2 separate regions of the Homo sapiens genome follow, and region 2 is linked to region 1. A link is a loop called in an ENCODE intact Hi-C map of the cell type or tissue named here. Cell type or tissue: testis. All regions are shown on one strand. Each heading gives the region's core, and the rest is flanking DNA. Links, peaks and the distances in the headings are about the cores only. Region 1 has its middle 81 kb from the start of LINC02941. Region 2 has its middle 34 kb from the start of LINC02941.

Region 1 (9,656 bases), core at 539-8,538:
TTATAAAAGATGGATAATATCCAGTGTTGGCAAAAATATGGAGAACAGAGTAATGGTATAATTTTGTTAGTGCTTTATTTTTAATCAACTTGACAACATCTATCAAAATGTAAAATTGTATACTTTTTCATCTGTTAATGCCTTTTCCAAAAATTTATTCTATGAAAAACTCAGATATGAGCATCAATAACTTTTCAGTATCTTTTTTCCTCTTTCAAGATTATTTATAAAGAAAAATTAACCAATGAAAGTGATGTTACATTTACAACATGGAATACTATATAGCAGTTAATGAGAATGATGTCCTAACGTAGAAATGTTCTATATAATACATTGAATTCAGAATGAAAAATATGCATTGAATGATCTCAGGCTGGGTGCGGTGATATAATTCCAGCACTTTGGGAGGCTGAGGTGGGCAGATCACCTGAGGTTGGGAGTTTGAGACCGGCCTGACCAACTTGGAGAAACCCTGTCTCTACTAAAAATACAAAATTAGCTGGGTGTGGTGGCACATGCCTGTAATCCCAGCTACTTGGGAGGCTGAGACAGGAGAATCACTTAAACCTGGGAAGCGGAGGTTGCGGTGAGCCGAGATGGTGCCATTACACTCCAGCCTGGGCAACAAGAGCGAAACTCCATCTCAAGAAAAAAAAAAATCTCATAGATGTAAAAGAAAAGGAAAAAACAAACAAACAAACAAAAAAGACCTCTAAACCTGTGTGTAAAAGTAAAACAAATATCTGGGAAGGTAACACCAAACTGCCACACAGTTAACTCTGAGGAGAGACTGGATTGCAGCATAATAAAATGAAGGAATTACTAACTTGTTCTAGATTTTTACAGTTACGTTTTATTTTGGTAACACAAACCAATGAAAAGAATGTACTTTCAAGTGCACAGCTTAATTCAAATTAAGCTAAAGGGAATGTTTGCTAATAGTGGTCTGCAGGAAGTAAGCTTTAATGAATGAATGAGAACATTGTGTTACTTGTGACTAGATCATCATATAAAGGTAGTTCTGCTATAGTGCTTGTCAATAAGATTGATATATTAGTAATTAAGTGCAGCATAACACAATGTTGTGTTATGTATGATTTCATCCATGTGTGGTTCCTCATCTATGACTTCATCCACGAGAAATACTAGGTAAGTGCAAACAACTGGACCCAGCTCGGTTGAGTCACAAGAAAAATGCAAAATGTACACACACATCTCAAGCATCTACCATCTGTATCAGTTTACCACGTGGATTATGAGTTGCATCCATCCACATCTGTTGTTATAGCTTTCATCTGATTCTAGACAACCCTCCTTTACTACTTCACGATAACTCAAAACTAAAACTCCTGACATTCATTTTCACAAGCAAATGTCAAGTTTTTCTTCAAAATCAAGTGCTGTATTTATTGAGGTATGTATGTATTAGTTAACTGTTTAATACATGTAAAGTCATGCTACTGTTTTTATTAGGTTCCTATATTATGTTTAATTTGTTGTTGACAAACTCTTTGAGTATTGTATCTTAACACGATTTTTCCCAGAACCTCTGGCTTTTATTGCACGATTTCACATAGGATGGCACTTTTAAGGAATACATATGCATTATCGTAGAACTGATTGTACTCAATATATAACAAACCAGTAAACTTTGGAGCTTTTCACTCTGCAGTGATGGGAGTCAATGAATGGCATTTATTGAAGAGAATTATCAGTAGGTTCTCATGTTTCTGCCCATCTCGTGAGAAAAGTGGCTTTCTTCTAGAATATATTTTCAAGGATATTTGTACAGCAAACAGCTTTGGAAATTAGAGACAGTATCTCCTGTTGGAATAAAGGGCAGATTTGTTTACAGCCTTGCATGAGGAAGTATTTCTCCCCCAGAACAATGAGCAGGTATGCTTACTGTCCAGTATAAGACATTCAGTTCTCCAAGTTCAGGATTTTTCTCATGGTGCATTCAGGTGTCACTTGATGCTGTTTGTATCACCCCATGGGAACTAAGTCTTGGAGAATGAGTAAAAAAATGACATTTCTAGGGCCGGGTGCGGTGGCTCATGTCTGTAATCCCAGCACTTTGGGAGGCCACGAGGCAGATCACGAGGTCAGGAGATCAAGACCATCCTGGCTAATATGGTGAAACCCCGTCTCTATTAAAAATACAAAAAAAAAAAAAAATCAGCCGGGCATGGTGGCGGGCGCCTGTAGTCCCAGCTACTCAGGAGGCTGAGGCAGGAGGATGGTGTGAACCCAGGAGGCGGAGCTTGCAATAAGCTGAGATGGTGCCCCTGCACTCCAGGCTGGGCAACAGAGCGAGACCCTATCTCAAAAAAAAAAAAAAACAAAAACAAAAAAAACAAACATTTCTCTGGCTACTACTGTTGCTATGAATAATAAACTTTCTTTTGTTTTTCATTCATGAGTCTTATGTCTCTTGCCAGAATTAATGAAACTGTGGCAGACCAATAGGTTGACTTGCAAATAAAGTAGAATCTCAGACCCTTCACATTTCTTGAACAACGTTCTGCATGGTATCATGGTATTACACAGGTGTCTCCATAAAATCATTGGTCAATATATTTCAGAACCCTCATGCAAAGATGACAATCATTAAATACCCTCTTGTTTTTCATGTTTAAGGATAATGCATTCAATAAAAGATAACAAAAGGGTGCACTGAAGTACTTGAACTGAGCAGTGGTATGGAGAATATTTCTAGTTTTCATTTTACTTCATTGAATGAACAACTCTGTGCTCATGTTACCTAAAATGAGAGTTAATTAGGTTATATGTTTTGCTATATGTAATGGGCTATCTTTGAAATTCTTGGAAATAACTTATTCACTGAAGTGTAAATAATTCTGCTACAGTTTCATTGATTTGATCAAATGATATATATTAAGTTTCTGTCCTATACAAAGCTCTGTGAGGGATACAAAAATGACTAAGTACTTTCTGTGCTTTCAAAGTGTGCATTCTAATATGGGAGATGAAATAAAAGGAAACATAAACATTATGCAAGGCGGGAAATGTTAACTACGGCATCATAGGAACCAATAAAGGATTACCGATGTTCTGAAGGGAGAAAGATGGAGGAAGACTTCAGGAGAAGGACTTTTAAGGAGAGCATTTGAAGAGTGGGAAATTATGTGGAGGCAGGAAAGTTAATGAGCTAGTGGAAGAAAGGCCTGGAAAGAGGAATTGGGACCAAATTCCCAGACACAAAGGATCAAGAATGGTTAAGAATACTTATTTCATTTATCCTAAGATAGACGTTTTTAAAATTGGAGCATCTCTGTAATGCAATTAATAACCTACAGTATTTTACAATCTCTGACATTTTTCAATTTCTCTAAGTCAGGTGACAGTCATTCCAGAGTGGTACAAAAAATTTTTTTGACAATTTCTGATAAGATCAAGGACAGGCCAGAAGGAATCCACTTTAGATTAATGTGACTATATTAATATCATTGAAGGGTAGAAATATAAAACCTTGAGAGTGACCTTTAGAATTTTTGGGACTATCTCCTGGCTAACATACCTAAATAAAAACAAACATAATATTTGCCAAGTATTAAATTACCACTGTTTGCTAGCCTTGTCTTAGAATTTAAGCCATTGCCATATTTAGTTCTCACAAAATTCTTGAGACAGAGATCAGCTCATTCTTAAGGCTAAGGAAAGAGGTCAAGAAAAGTTTTAAGTAGTGCAAGGTTAGAGACCTAGTAAGTAAAACTTGAATCTCGATAGTTTTAGGATTTAATTCCAGTTCTTGCTTACTCTCACAACTATTCTGTTAATTATGCAATTTCTTTTATAGCACATCTTTGCTCTAAAAGCTTCTCCCACTTTAATTAATATTAGTGATGCAGTATTTTTCTTGACCCCTTCATCGGACTTGCAACAGGGCTATCCTGTGTACTTGGCCTGCTGCTCTCAACCCCTTGAGGGAGGGAGAACGTGAGCAAGCAAGTATGGGATCCAGCTGGCTGCTTCGGGTGCTGTCAGGAGCAGGCTCTGTGCGGGCCCAGCGGCAGCAACCCGATGGGGATGACTGTGACGCCTGAAGCTCCAGAGGGCATGTTACAATGCTCTCTTAGTTCCACCGTCCATGGACAGTGGTATGTTATCAGTTCAGTGGGCCTTTTGCCTCATTGCATGGGGTAGATGCCTTCCACCAGCAAGGGCAAAGGGCCAGTATGACAGCCTTTTTTTGGGTACCCTTACTCGGTAAGTCCTGAGCTCTTGTCCATCATCCAAGAAGAATGAGGTCGCCTGGACACTTGAAAGATGGTGAAGGGAGAGAATTTTATTAACAGATGGAAATGGTTCTCATTGGGGAGGGGAATGGTGAGGGGACGGGATGAGCAAGTAATCTTTCCCCAAAGTCTGGCCGTCTCTGGCCAGCTCTTCCTTGAATTCATTGTTTCTCCAAAGTTAATCCATCTCTCCTCTGAAATCCAGCCATCTCCCTGAAGTCAAGTTACCTCTCTCCAGTCAGGCTGCTTCTCTCTCTCTACCAGCTGAGCCTGGGGTCTTTATAGGCACAGGATGGGGGCGGGGGTGGGGCAGGCTGTAGGTAGTTTTGGAAAAGGCAACACTTGATTGATAAAAAGACATTATTCAGAAAGAATCAATTGGGAGAGTGCAGGCAAACAGGGATAGAAGTTGTCACTTAGGGCCATGGGTTTCAGTCTTTTTAGGTCAAAGGTGGGGTTTTGCCAGGGACCAGCCCCTGTCTACCTAGAATTTATCTGCCTCCTGCCTCTATCATTAGTAATATATTTTAAAATCTACAAGTAATTTTACAACTACTTATATTTTCTGCATTCTTTTCAATTAATACATAAGAGAGATGAGACCCAGAGAGGTTGAGTGATTTGTACAAAGTCACACAGCAAGGCAATACAGTGTACAAGGTTCCTATATAGCTTGAATATCCAATGCTAAGCAATCTGAGAAACACTATCACGCATGTTGCATGACAAGCTTGGTCATTTATTGGCAGATTTAATTGTTGAATTTTCACTGGTGTTCTAAGAAAGTTCTGCTTGTAGATTTTACAAACCCAAAACACTCCATCCCTCACATTTCTTTTTCACTCCCTCTAGTGTTTAAAATACATTGTGCATTTGCTTTTCCATCATTACTTTTTGTCCTACATCAATGAACCCTTGGATTTGATTGTCCCAGACTGACCTTACCTGAAAGCTTTGTTTTTAATTTACAGCTTTTATAGCTTGAATGTGAACTTTGCTAAAAAATTGATGAACCTGAATGTGAAGTGAGATGACTTATATTGGCATATTGGAGGAAAATAACTTATTAAAAGCCAGTGAGATAAACCCAAATTGCATTGAGTCAAGATGTTGGATTAAAATTTTTTCACGTGGGCTGGGTGTGGTGGCTCACACCTGTAATCCCAGCACTTTGGGAGGCTGAAGCGGGCGGATCATGAGGTCAGGAGATCGAGACCATCCTGGCTAACACGGTGACACCCTGTCTCTACTAAAAATACAAAAAAATTAGCCGGGCATGGTGGCGGGCGCATGTAGTCCCAGCTACTCAGGAGGCTGAGGCAGGAGAATGGCGGGGCTTGCGGTGAGCCAAGATCGCGCCACTGCACTCCAGCTAGGGTGACAGAGTGAGACTCCATCTCAAAAAATAAAACAAAAAAAGAAAAAAGAAAAATGTTTTCACATGGGTGAAATAGCCAACATGGGACAGTGTGTTAGAGAGTTTCAAGTCAGTAAACACTTAGAATTTTATTTGTTAAAATATTCTTTTGTGATTAGGGCTCTTTAACGCAAATATTGCTTTAACTCAAATATTGCTTTCCTAGCTAAGTTTTTATTTAATTTTGTATTAAAATAATAAAATCTTGAAATCTGTGGGCTTCATATGAAAAAATCAGAAAGGATACATGCTTCTGACTCCGTTCTCTGAGTTTGACTTAATTTGCTGTGTTGGATTATGAATTGGATTGCTTTGAGTGGTTATGAACATTTAACAGTTCACCCCAGACTTAAACCATGTGTTATTTTCTTAATCTCCAAATTATATGCTAGTTTAGGATATTCATTTGAGACTTATTTAACATGAATAAACTAGGCCCATTTTATATCTTGGAGGAATTAAATTTTGGATTAGTTGAGTAATAATCAACATTATTAGAACTAGTCATGATGGAACCCAACATATGTGAGGGAATGTATACAGTACAATAGCATGAGCATGAAATATCCAGCTGATTCATAATAATAGTCCTAAAAATTCTCAGTAAAAATTGATAAACCAGTGAGGTTTTTTGACATTGAAATTCCACTAACAGTGCTTTAATATCTAAGTAGATAAGCCAAGCATGCCCTTTCTTACAGGAACTAAAAATATTGAGACATATTTTAGTAAAGTCAGATTCTTTGTGAGGAGTTGGGTTGATCTATATGTGTTAGCTGCATATATTTTAGATTTAATAGAGAAAGTTTATCATATTCATTATCACTCTCAGTTTTGGCACCTGATAAAAATAAAAAATTAAGTTTTAAAACATTATATACACATTTAAGTATACATAAATGGGATGTAATATATGAGATGTTATATGATAATATTATTTCAAATCAATCTTCCCTTCAATTTTCTTTTACACTTTTGGGAACCTAATTTTAGATCTCCTGTGGAACACTGGCATGTCAAGGATGACTGACAGTGGTTCAGTTTGCATGGGAACCCAATGGGTCCTCACACAGATTTCCTGGCTGATTGGATGAAGGTGCTTCTCAAAAAAAATAATAATAAAAATAATAATGATAAGTGTTTCTTCAACCTCTAAATATTTCCCTGTAGGGGCAGGAAAGTTAACAAGGGATCGTAGTTTTCTGACTTGGCCCTGTCAACTTCCAACTCCCCACATAACCACTACATAAACTCATCCAGTAAGCGAAGCTCCATTTATTAGACTTACAGCAGTATAGGGAAATCACCAAAGTCAAAGTTAAATATCAAATTAAAGTTCAGAGCTAGAAAGTGGCAGGTAAAAATCCAGAACCTTAAAACAGCTAAAAGGAAAGAAAATTGCTGAGAAAATTAAAAATAAGACATGCAGATTAGAGTGTGACCAGCCATGGGTCTTGTTGGTGGGTCTGGCATAGAAGCTATTTACAGTAATCGTTATCCAAAATTTTTGAGTGGAAGCTTTCTTTTCCCAAATGTCATATGCTTTTGGAAGATTCCTAACAATGTTTCATCATCAATGATAATGGTTGCCTTTTTAATTGAGAAAGATGGCTGAAAGAACCCACACCTTAGACTTTTACTTTTGTGTTAGTTGTTCACAGTACCTGATATGCCTTTGTCAGATAAATAAATTTTCTTCTCATGAATATTTTTCATTGACAATATGCTGTTAAATTTGTCATTTAAAATTATGTATAAGCCTTTGAATTAATGTTCATATATTTTGTGTATGTAATATATATATTTATAGGTATTTATATATTTTTATGTATTGCTAAGACATACATACATCCATGCAAAGAGAAGATAAAGTTGAAGCTTTTAATCTTATCTTTTAAATGTAATTAACTTAATCGCTTATATATTATCAATATGCATGTATTATTTTTACATTACCATTTTAATAAACTGAAAAAAATTCCCTTAATGAACTTTCAAACCATATTTATTATCTTGCATACATGTTCCTCTTTCTCTGTAATCATTTATATTAATTATAACCTGTAACTAAAGGAGCTCACTTTTGGTTTTGTGGATAATTGAAAAAACTAGAAGGTAGTACATAAAAAATTATCTAGATATTTTTTCATGAGCACTTATTTTATACAGTATTAACACATTTTAAGATGACAAGATAAGCATATGCAAAATATAATTTAAAGGGATTCGCATATCTTGTTTAATAGAAACCAATTCCGTGTATAAAAGTAAGAAAAAAGAGTTATTTAAGGAAAGTTTAATGACCAATGTTTTTACCATTTTTCTTTGTTCTTCTTTTCAAAGACATTCAAATTTGTTAACCTTTATTTGATGATTATCTATTAAAGGTTTTTTTAATGTGTGAATTTTTTTAATAAAACTTTTATTTTAGGTTCAGAGGTACATGTGTAGGTTTGCTATATAGGTAAACTCATGTCATGGGGCGTTTATTGTACAGATTATCTCATCATCCAGGTATTAAGCCCAGTACCAAATTGTTACTTTTTCTGATCCTCTCTCTCCTCCCACCCTCCACCCTCAAGTAGGTGCCAATGTCTGTTGTTCCCCTTTGTGTCCATGATTTCTCATCATTTAGCTCCCACTTTAAATCAAGACATGCAGTATTTAAGTTTCTGTTCCTGTGTTAGTTTGTTAAGGATAATGGCCTCCAGCTCCATCCATGTTCCAATAGAAGGCATGATCATGTTCTTTTTATGGCTGAGTAGTATTCCATGGTGTATATGTATCACATTTTCTTTATCTAATCTGTCATTGATGGACTTTTAGGTTGACATCCATGTCTTTGCTATTGTGAATAGTGCTGCAATAAACATTCATGTGCGTGCATGTGTCTTTATGGTAGAATGATTTATATTCCTCTGGGTACATACCCAGTAATGGGATTACTGGGTTGAATGAGAGTTCTGTTTTTAGCTCTTTAAGGAATCGTTACACTGCTTTCCACAATGGTTGAACTAATTTACACTCCCACCAACAGTGTGTAAGTGTACCCTTTTCTCTGCAACCTCACCAGCATCTGTTATTTTTAAAATTTTTAGTAGCCATTCTGACTGGTGTGAGATGGTATCTGATTATGGTTTTGATTTGCATTTCTCTAATGATCAGTGATATTGAGCTTTTGTTCATATGCTTGTTGGCCACATGCAGGTTTTCTTTCGAAAAGTGTTCATGTCCTCTGCCTACTTTTTAATGGGGTGTTTTTTCTTGTACATTTGTTTAAGTTCCTTGTAGATGCCAGAAATTAGACCTTTATCAGATGCATAATTTGCAAAAATGTTCTCTCATTTTGTAGGTTGTCTGTGTACTCTGTTGATAGTTTATTTTGCTGTGTAGAAGCTCGTTAGTTTAATTAGGTCCTATTTGTCAATTTTTGCTCTTGTTTATGTTGCTTTTCAAGACCGATTTTGAAATCTTCAACAGCAATCATGATGGCATCTTCATCATGAAATCTTTGCTTGCTCTTATGTCCAGAATGATATTGCCTAAGGTTTTTATCGTTGTGGGTTTTACATTTAAGTCTTTAATCCATCTTGAGTTGATTTTTGTACATGGTGTAAGGAAGGGGTCCAGCTTCAATCTGCATATGGCTAGCCAGTTATCCCAGTACCGTTTATTGACTAGGGAGTCTTTTCCCATTGCTTGTTTTTATCAGCTTTGTCAAAGATCAAATGATTATAAGTATGCAGCCTTATTTCTGAGCTCTCTATTCTGTTTCATTGGTCTATGTATCTGTTTCTGTACTAGTACCACACTGTTTTGGTTACTGTCACCCTGAAGTCAGGTTAACGTGATGGCTCCAGGTTTGTTCTTTTTGCTTAGTATTGCCTTGGCTATTTGGGCTCTTTTTTTTGTTTCATATGAATTTTAAAATAGCTTTTGCTCCTTCTGTGAAGAATGTCATTGGTAGCTTGATAGGAATA
Region 2 (9,656 bases), core at 1,207-9,206, 47 kb after region 1:
TATTTAGATTGCCAAAAATTTAATTGAATGTGTTAAAGGCTTATTAATCAGCCCACCAATTACTTATAAGAAGTAGAAGAAATAGTGACTTGTGCTTTTATAGTGAGATATGACTGCAAAACTAAGATCACACCCAAACTAAACAATCTTTACTCCTATATATGCCAGTATGCCTTGTGACTCTCTTAGAATAATTAATTTTATAAGTTAAATACTGTTCTTTTAAGGTCATTCTAAGTTCTTTCATTCTGGAGAAAAACCTAGAAGGAAATGAATACTTACTGTAAACCTACCATCAATAGGCATTTCATTTACATAGATTATCTCATATAATTTTCAATATAACTGTGTGAAAAAGGTACAGTGTTCATATCTTTGTCTGTTGTTCTTTTTTTTTTTTGAAACGGAGTCTCACTCTGTTTCCCAGGCTGGAGTGCAGTGGCGCTATCTTGGCTCACGGCAAGCTCCGCCTCCTGGGTTCACGCCATTCTCCTGCCTCAGCCTCCGGAGTAGCTGGGACTACAGGAGCCCGCCACCACGCCCTGCTAATTTTTTATATTTTTAGTAGAGACGGGGTTTCATCGTGTTAGCCAGGATGGTCTTGATCTCCTGACTTCGTGATCCGCCCACCTAGGCCTTCCAAAGTGCTGGGATTACAGGCGTGAGCCACCGTGCCCGGCCGTCTGTTGTTCTTTTTTGTTTCAGCTTATATCTGAATTTGACAATTTATTTTCTGATATTTGATATGAAATTTTCTCCTAAAATCAAACTTTCATGTAAATTCATATTAAAATATCTATATAAATTTAAGTAGGCAAAAAACTGGACACAATTTTATTTTAATTAAACTTTTAAAATTAAAATGCAATGCTACACTAGCTACCACTCATAAGCTAATGAGTGATTTTTAAATTAGTCTAATTATTCAGAGACAGCCATGGAGTGTTGTGCTGCTGAACTACAGTAATAATGACATGTGTCCATAGTTTGTTGTTGTGTCCATGGCAGGCATTTGTGAAATATCTATTCATCAGGCAATACTTAGTGAGAATGTGTTTAGCCATTATAAAAAGGTATATGCAAATGAGCGTCCCATGAGACTTTGCAACAAACATTTAATTAGCTATACAAAGAAACAGTTAAATATACAAACACATTACAGAAAATTGGCTAGCGTGTATTGTTAATTTGTGCACATAATTCCTAAATAGCACTGTTTAATAACATTTGTCTTTATCATATGCCTATTAATAGACATGTGTAATTTTACTTGAAAATTAATTTTGTTGTGTTTCTTCTATCTTCTCTTAATAAAAAATCATAAATATATTGAGTAACATAATTTGGATATTTTTAGCATTGCATTTTTAATTAAGGACAGTAAAATGTCAAAACTGAAGTATGGATTTATTAAGTTGATACAAAAAAGAGAAATTCATAGAGTAGTGTACATTACAGAGGTAGGTGTCAAACATTATTTACCATTGTATACAACACATAATACTAATCTATAGTTTTAAAATTGGTATATTTATTCTAAAATACTTGTGTTAAAGTTTGTAGTTTCTTCATTTGTCCCTAAACTAGACACACAATTCTTTATTTTAAATAAAAACTCATTAATGACATTTGTAGTTTGAGCTCCCGAATGTCAAGAAAATTCTTCTTTGTGAATCTAGATCTTTAATAAATACTTGCTTTATATTTTCTTGCTTTAAATCATAAAGATATTCTATAGGAATATATTCAGATTAACATTTAAATTTTTCTTTTGTGTCATCCTCACACATTTTTTATATGCTTTTTAAAAATCTACTTAAACTTTCATCATGACATTCTGTTTCTTATTCACATAATGAATGACATGAAGAGTTAACAAGGCATTACTGTGTATCTCATAACGTGATAATAGGATGCTTAAAAACACATTCAGAATAATCTTTTTTAAAGAATTTAAAGAGTAATCACAAGTTATAACAAGGACAGTAGTTCACAATTTCAAGCAAGTCTTCTCAATTTGAGTATTAACTCCCAGCTCAGTGGGAATCAGAAATACCTAGTTTTTAAAAAAATTAAACAAGAGTCATTTTATTTTTAGATAATCAAGAGGAGTTACTAGGTGTAGCAGCTGACCAGCCAGCTTTTCCAACACTATTTGCATCTCTGAAGCCCCCAAGGACAGAAAAGAGTCTTTTAATTGGTGAATCAACTTTAGTAGAAACATGCATCTAGGAAATGAGGCCTACACTGTTGTCTTCACACCAGGCAAACCAGCTCCTGTTGTCATGGTGATCTTCTATAGCATGCTAGAGCCAGTGATGTGGAAAACAAGATGGCTTCCCCATTTATTTAGCCTTAAAGAAAGTTGCAGATATTAGCACATGATTATTGAATTTAAAGTATTTTTAATACATCTATTAAGATATTAAAAAATTTACTTGGGATAAAATTTAGCTGTCTCCCAAACTTCTAAAATTATCTGTGAGCTTCAAGGTAAAGGAATTATTTTCTTTCTTTTAAATGTAAATGTCTTAAAACCCAGCTTTCCCATTGAGCTATGCTTCAAGGAGCAGGTCAGATTTCAGTTCATGTATGATTTCTATTTATTTTGGATTAGCATGAGGGTTATAGAATGACACATGTTATATGTAGGCTTTATTGTGTAAGAATAAGCTGCTTCAGCAATTTCATCGCTTGTAAAGGAGCTCTACATCTGAAAGAGACCCTGAGTTTTCAGATTGGAAGCCAATAAAGTAGGAAAAATGCAGAAAGGAAAGATCCTAGCGATCTAAAATTGGAAAGAAGCTTCTTGTCACTCATAGATGATTTTTCCATCTCCAGTTTAAAAATGGTATAGGCAATTTTTATTGAGTGACCTTTTAATAAACATTTGGACACAAAACAATCTTTCCATTTTGGGCTTCTCTACTCATTCATTCATCTTTTAACAAAACGGAACTGAGACAAATCTCTAAAATATTTTGTAAGTATTACAAGAGAGAGATGGAAGGATTAAGATGCGAATGCTTTACAATTAGTTAATTAATTATTTATATGAGATTTCTTCTATGAAAACAAGCACATGGAAAGCGATGAAGACAAAATTTTCTCCTAAATTACAATATATGTTTCTAAAGTTGATAGGAACTTTGAGTGATGCTCATATTATTTTGCAGAGTGCAGGTGCACAATAGTACATTTGTTGTTTGCTTTTCGATTACACTTTTAGGAAAGTGACAGCTAAATTTGATTTTATATATGTAGCTACCCTTCTATTAATTCATCATTTTGATGAATAGCTATAGCATTCAATAAAGCCATTAATATCAATGACTACTAAACTTCAGATGTAGCATTTTCCAAACTGTCTTTTGAGACACTTGTGTTTTGGACAATGTTAATATGTTTTCTGTCATCAAAGAGTTTTATAACCCAATTAGTTTGGAAAAAATTGCATTTTATCACCCTTTTGGTGATTCAAAATGAGTTTATGTATTAATGACACACAAAAGTTCTATAGTAAAGAGATCTGTTTAACCCACTGTTTCCAAAGGCTTTTGACCATGAATCCTCACCATCCCCCAACCCCACCACCCAGAAAACATTTAATTACATCTTGTGGCACGCTAGTGATTTTGGAAACATAACTGGGAACCGTGGTTTTAATAGAAGGGATTATTCTGATATTGTCAAGACTCTGATTTTGATTTTCTCAGATTCTGGTAATCTTTGTTTACATTTAGTTCCCACCCTGAACATGCATAAGCCTGATCACGAGGCTGATCACCAGGCTACTAGAGAATGTTTACGCTGCAAGTGTGAATGAAAGTTGTCTACCCTGAGGCTGTGCCCTGGTCTGAAGCACTGAATGCTCACTTTCCACCCCGTTTCATCATTTTTTCTTAACAAATTCCCTGGCAGAAGTGGTGACAATGTTTTGTTAAGAAAAAATAAAAAAGAGGCTTGGTGATATTTTGGCCAACATATTTTTCTTTCAGCATCTCGAGCTATAATTACTGTGTTGTTCCTGGGCAGAGTAAACTATATAGAGATAGAAGGTTCTATTAGGGGTACAAGGCTGTGGAAATTCCTCTTAAAGAGGAAGTGAGCAATAATTTACATACATTTATAGAGTAGTGCCCTCTTATCTGCAGTTTTGCTTTCCATGGTTTCAGTTACTCACGGTCAACTGCAGTCTGAAAATATTACATGGAAAGTTACAAAAATATTGCCTAAGTCTTAAATTGCGTGTCATTCTGAGACACGGGATGAAATCTCTTGCTGTTTTCCTTGGTTCCTCTTGGGAATTATATCTTCCCTTTGTCTAAACCAGTAATCAACAACAACAACAACAACAACAACACACACACACACACACACAACCAGCAGAGTCTTCATAGGACAGGATAAACCTAGGAAGCTATAGACACCATCACTTAGTAGTCATTTGGGTTATCAGACTGTTGCAACATCCCAGTGCTGTGTTTGTCACCTTTATTTTACTTAATAATGGCCCCAAAGTGAAAGAGTAATGATACTGGCCATTGAGACATGCCAAAGAGAAGCCAAAGAGAAGTGCTTCTTTTAAGTGAAAAGACAAAAGTTTTTTGACTTAGTTACAAAAAAAAATTGGCATGCCAAGGTTGCTAAGATCTATAGTGAGAACAAATCTTCTATCTGTGAAATTATGAAGAAGAATAAAAGAAAAATATTTGTACTAGTTTTGCTGTCCCACCTCAAACTGGAAGGGTCCGGAAAAGGAGTGTGCTAAATGCTTAGTTAAGGATTAAAAGAATTAAAATTAAATTTGTGCTTGGAAGACATGCATGGAAGACATGTCAATTAGAACAGAAAACATGTTCTAATTGACAGCCTATTCTCTGTAGTCTCCAGCATCCACTGGAGCTCTGGGAACATATTCTCCCAAGATAAGGGAGGACTACTTCGTGTGTGTTGTAACAATGTTACAATAAGCTAATACAATGACACAGTATTAAAGTTGAAATATTTTGTAGGAAGTTTATGGGCATGTAACAAGATGTGAACACTTGGAATTGCAAAGAATTATAATGTATTGAGAACAAATATAGCTTTGCTTCCACGACATAGGATTTTACCATCCTACAAAGATTCTGCTTCTTGTGTATGTTTATGTGCTGTTATTGTTGTTAATTACTAGGTTCAGATGAGGAATAGTTGTACCCTTAGACGAAATGACCTTGGATGTATATCTTTTTTGCTGCTTTAAAAAAGTAGAAGATGAAACAACAGTTAATTTTCTCTTGGTCTTTTTTGACGTACATTTAAAACAAAATCCCTTTCAGCCTTTATTTTTTCAGAATTCTTGCATAAGTGGAATCCTCAGACACAGCTGTTTGGGCTCACCCTTGCTGATTTGGGAGGCAAGTTAATTCTTTGAAGACATTCTGCTGATGTTAGGGGAACAGAGCTCAAGTCATTTGGGCAGAGGAGATGAGAGATACCGAATTAGATTACTTGATAGGTCCGAGGACTCTCCTTTTCCTCATATGACTTGTAAGCATTGAAACATTTATAGAGCACAAAGGACAGAGGGACGATGAAAAGCCTAAGATGATGAGATACATAAAACGGTGAGAAGAAATTCACTCAGGGAAGTAGAGAGAAAGGCCAAAGTAAAATTAGCAAGCATGTGAAGGGGACAAAGTGTGAGGAAAGATAGACAGAGAGGGATAATGGTTCACAGACAGGAAGATGAGTGTTTGCCGAGACAAATATGGGCTTCAATGGGTAAAGGAGTTTTCTGAGTTTTTGTAGTGATTTTTCCCCCCGCGAGATCAGCAGAGGCCTGGCACAAAGGTTTCAATTTACTGTGCAAAGGCCACTGTCACTTCCTAGCTTTTGCCCTGGCATTTGCCACCTTCCCTGTGGGAGTTGTCAGCTCAGGTAATGCCTACTGAATATCCTAATTACTGTCATTTTATCCGTGGCTCACTTTAGGGTCCAGGAGAAACAATATGGAAACCAGTAAAGCTTTTTTTCAACATGTAGGCAGAACCTGCCTGCCCTTATGTAAAAGTCACTCAAGCAGTACTTCATGCATTGTTACATGTTCTCACCAAATTACTGTTTCTTTGATTTTGGCTTTAAGTTCTCTACTTTCAGTAGCATCACTGCCTTTATCATATTCTGAATCTTTATAGCTTCTCCATCATTTATTTCTCCTAAATTTCCGTATAGATAAAGCAGTCTTCTAAAGCGATGTTTACTATGGCTATAGATGAATAGCCCCCTTTTCTGTTAAATGAGCTGAAGTAAAGGAGAAAAAAAATGAAAATTTCCCTTCTATTTCCATTAACAAATGAACTTGCAGCAAGTCTGAGTGTTGAGTTTAAAAAAAAAAAAAAAAAAAAACATTTCCCCCTTTCCCCAAGTAACTCAATGTTTTTCCAGCAGTGAGGAAAATGAGTTATGCACACAACTGTTCAAAGTTACCTCATCACATCAGAATCAGAAGGGGGTGGGGAAAGGAATTATTTTGCTGTGAATAACCAGGAAGTGCATTTTTGCAGGCAACAGTTCAGGATGAAAACTATAACTGCAAATTAGTTGGTTTTAGAAAAAATGTAAAAAAGAAAATGTTGAGTTACTTGTAGAGATAAGGTTGTAACTGTGTTAGGTCTATTTAAAACAAGTTGAAAATATTGCTTTTTTTATAAATTTGTTTTTCTCCAGATTATATCCATAAATTATTTCTTGAATCCAGTACATAGAAAATAACTGACTACTGATTTTTATGAAATCTACCAATTACATTCTTTAATTACTTTGTTTTACTCCTCCCCCTGATTTCTGAACACAAAGAATATTTATTTTGCCTTTTAGATTCACTTCTAGTTTAACTGCTTGCTTCATGATGCCCTAACAGACTTAAAGTGTGACTGTTGACTCAGCTTCACCTGAACCGAACATCCAACTATAGGTGTAATTAAAAATGTTGAATGGCATCAAGTCAAATTGGGAAAAATTATTCAGTTTATGGCAGAGGGAAGTAAAAACCCTCTTAGGAAAATAGGTAAACTTCAAAACCAGTCCCTTAGACTTCAATTCAGAGAAGGGTGTTTTTCAAACCTTTTAATTTCACTCGAATGCCTTGTATGTCAATGAAACGTGATATTCTTTTTAAGAGCATTAGGTTGAATATAAAGAAACTTTTAAACTCTCCAGGGAGTCCTTTCATTAGGGGTTCTTTTTACAACATCTGGCTAGTGATTTCTAACAGGCTGAAATTAGTGTCTTTTTCTTTTCAATTTTCTATGCTAAAACTATTAGGAAGATTGCCTGTGGTCTAGAAAACTAAACAAAACCCATACTACACGTCCTTCTTAATATGTCCTTTGTCATACATGTGGAATATAAGGGCAATTTTTATGCCCTGAAAAAATTTGAATGTCAAACTGCAAGCAGCCCTCTCCAGGCTGGCCAGGATACGGGGCTATGAACTAATCCCAGAGCTCTGCCCAGTAGGGGCATTTTTTTTTTTTTTTTTAAATAGATGCGGTCTCTCTCTGTTGCCCAGGCTGGAGTGCAGTGGTGCAATCTTGGCTCACTGCAGCCTCCACCTTCTGGGTTCAAGTGATCCTCCTGCCTCAGCCTCCCGAGTAGCTGGGACTACTGACATGCACCACCACACCTGGCTAATTATTGTATTTTTAGTAGAGATGGGATTTCACCTGTTGGCCAGGCTGGTCTTGAACTCCTGACCTCCAGTCATCCACCTGCCTTGGCCTCCCAAAGTGCTGGGATTACAGGTGTGAGCCACTGTGCCCGGCCAATTATGTAACGGTATTAAAGTCTACTTTCTTAGAGGATTTCTATCTAAGGTCTACAAAGATGTAGGTAGAAAGGTTGACAGAGAGCTACAGAAAGAGTAGGCAGCAGAGGGCACGGGGCAAAAGACAACAGAAGTATTCAGTAGTCAGAATAGTCTCTTTTACCAGAGAGAGGTTAGGAAGCTGTGGCAGAAAGAGGAAAAACAGAAGTAGGAGGAAAAGAATAGATAAGTCCGTATAATAATGAATCATTGGAATACAGAACAATGGGAAGTATTATAAGATACATGCTTGCTACATCTCCCAAGCTCCTTTGCAGTGAGGTATGGGTCAGATGAATACATTTTAGCCAGTTGAATCTAAACAGAAATGTCACAAGGCAACCTCTGGGGAGCTTCCTTGTAAGACAGCATGTTTAGAGTGTTAGCCTCTTCTTTCTTATGTCTTTCCCTAGCCCAGCTACCTAGATTGTAGATACTGTCATTTGGACCATGCTTGATTTGGATGGTAAGAAATAAGGAGTGTGAGTTCCTTACACTGAGGAATATTACACCAGCTTTGGATCACCTGTCAAGATATTTATTTGAGAGAGTCCTAAAATTCTATTTTGTTTACATCACTGCTCCTATCCCCCACCTCTACTCTGATTCTTTCATGTGCCCACTCCTAATTGTAAGTAATATATGTGGTTGAAGAACTGTCTAGGAAACACTACGTTTGAATAAGAGAGGACACATACAGATTTTGAGTTATTTAATGAAGATATTCCTAAACAAAAAAGATTGAAAAATAAAATAAAATGCATCTTCTTATCCCTGGAAGTACTCAAATAAAGACTTCATGTCAACTGATGAGTCGTGTTAGAGAAGAAATGCTAGTATTTTTTTTTTTTTTTTTTTTTTTTGAGATGGAGTCTCACTCTGTCACCCAGGCTGGAGTGCAGTGGCGCTGTCTCGGCTCACTGCAAGCTCCACCTCCAGGGTTAACTCCATTCTCCTGCCTCAGCCTCACAAGTAGCTGGGACTACAGGTGCCCGCCACCACGCCCGGCTATTTTTTTTAATTTTTAGTAGAGATGGGGTTTCACCGTGTTAGCCAGGATGGTCTCGATCTCCTGACCTCATGATCCACCTGCCTCGGCCTCCCAAAGTGCTGGGATTACAGGCGTGAGCCACCAAGCCTGGCCAAGAAATGCTAGCATTTTATGAGGATATTGGACTAGACAATTACTCTGTGAATTTTCTATTGTAATACAAATGATTGTAGTTGATGGATAAATTGAGGTGTCTGCATTACTTGCTGTCTATTATAAGAATATTATAACAGAACTTTTTTAATGATGAAGGATGTCTATGGTCACTTCTTATAAATAGTTGACCATGTCTTTACCACATGACTAACTCTCTTTGATTATGCAGTTTAGATGGGTGGGCTCCCAGTCCAATTTTTCCCCAAGAAATTAGAAACCAGACAAAGATGTCAACTATTTCCATGTTATCCAACATCCTAACGAGATCCTATGCAGTGTAATAAGGCAAGAAAAAATATAAATAAGGACTGTAAAGGGAGACATAAAATGTAATTTTTACATGATTGTGCACATAGGAAGTCCAGAATAATGCACAGCATAATAATCAACGTGATAACAACAAAAGAAATAGTGATAAAGAGAAGATCTTGAAAACAGTAAGAGAAGGGGACATACTACCTTTAGGGGGAATAAAGATAAGAATAGCCAACCATTCTTATCAGAAACAATGTAAGCAAGAGACAATAGAAGGACAGTTAAAACTCTACAAATCTATATGCAGAATTTTGAAAATATTTTTCAAAATTTAAGGATACT

Evidence for each region. A loop is a pair of places that touch in the nucleus more often than their neighbours do. Peaks named below come from ENCODE experiments on the same cell type or tissue, not always from the same donor. Only the 100,000 strongest peaks of a DNase experiment are listed, where the experiment ranks them.
Region 2: a loop joins it to region 1, with 2.7 times the contacts of the local background. A loop is called at or near these places in 2 of 110 quality-filtered maps.

What each region holds. Positions count from the first base shown.
Region 1 is chr6:139,890,484-139,900,139 of GRCh38, forward strand. No RefSeq gene overlaps it. Among named protein-coding and RNA genes, the nearest start is that of LINC02941, 81 kb to the right of the region's middle. RefSeq lists an enhancer at 1-149. In testis, for the core only: a CTCF peak has its summit at 5,109; a DNase peak (open chromatin) is centred at 3,988; H3K27ac peaks cover 715 bases.
Region 2 is chr6:139,937,105-139,946,760 of GRCh38, forward strand. No RefSeq gene overlaps it. Among named protein-coding and RNA genes, the nearest start is that of LINC02941, 34 kb to the right of the region's middle. In testis, for the core only: no CTCF peak of the experiment used is centred there; a DNase peak (open chromatin) is centred at 4,905; H3K27ac peaks cover 3,492 bases.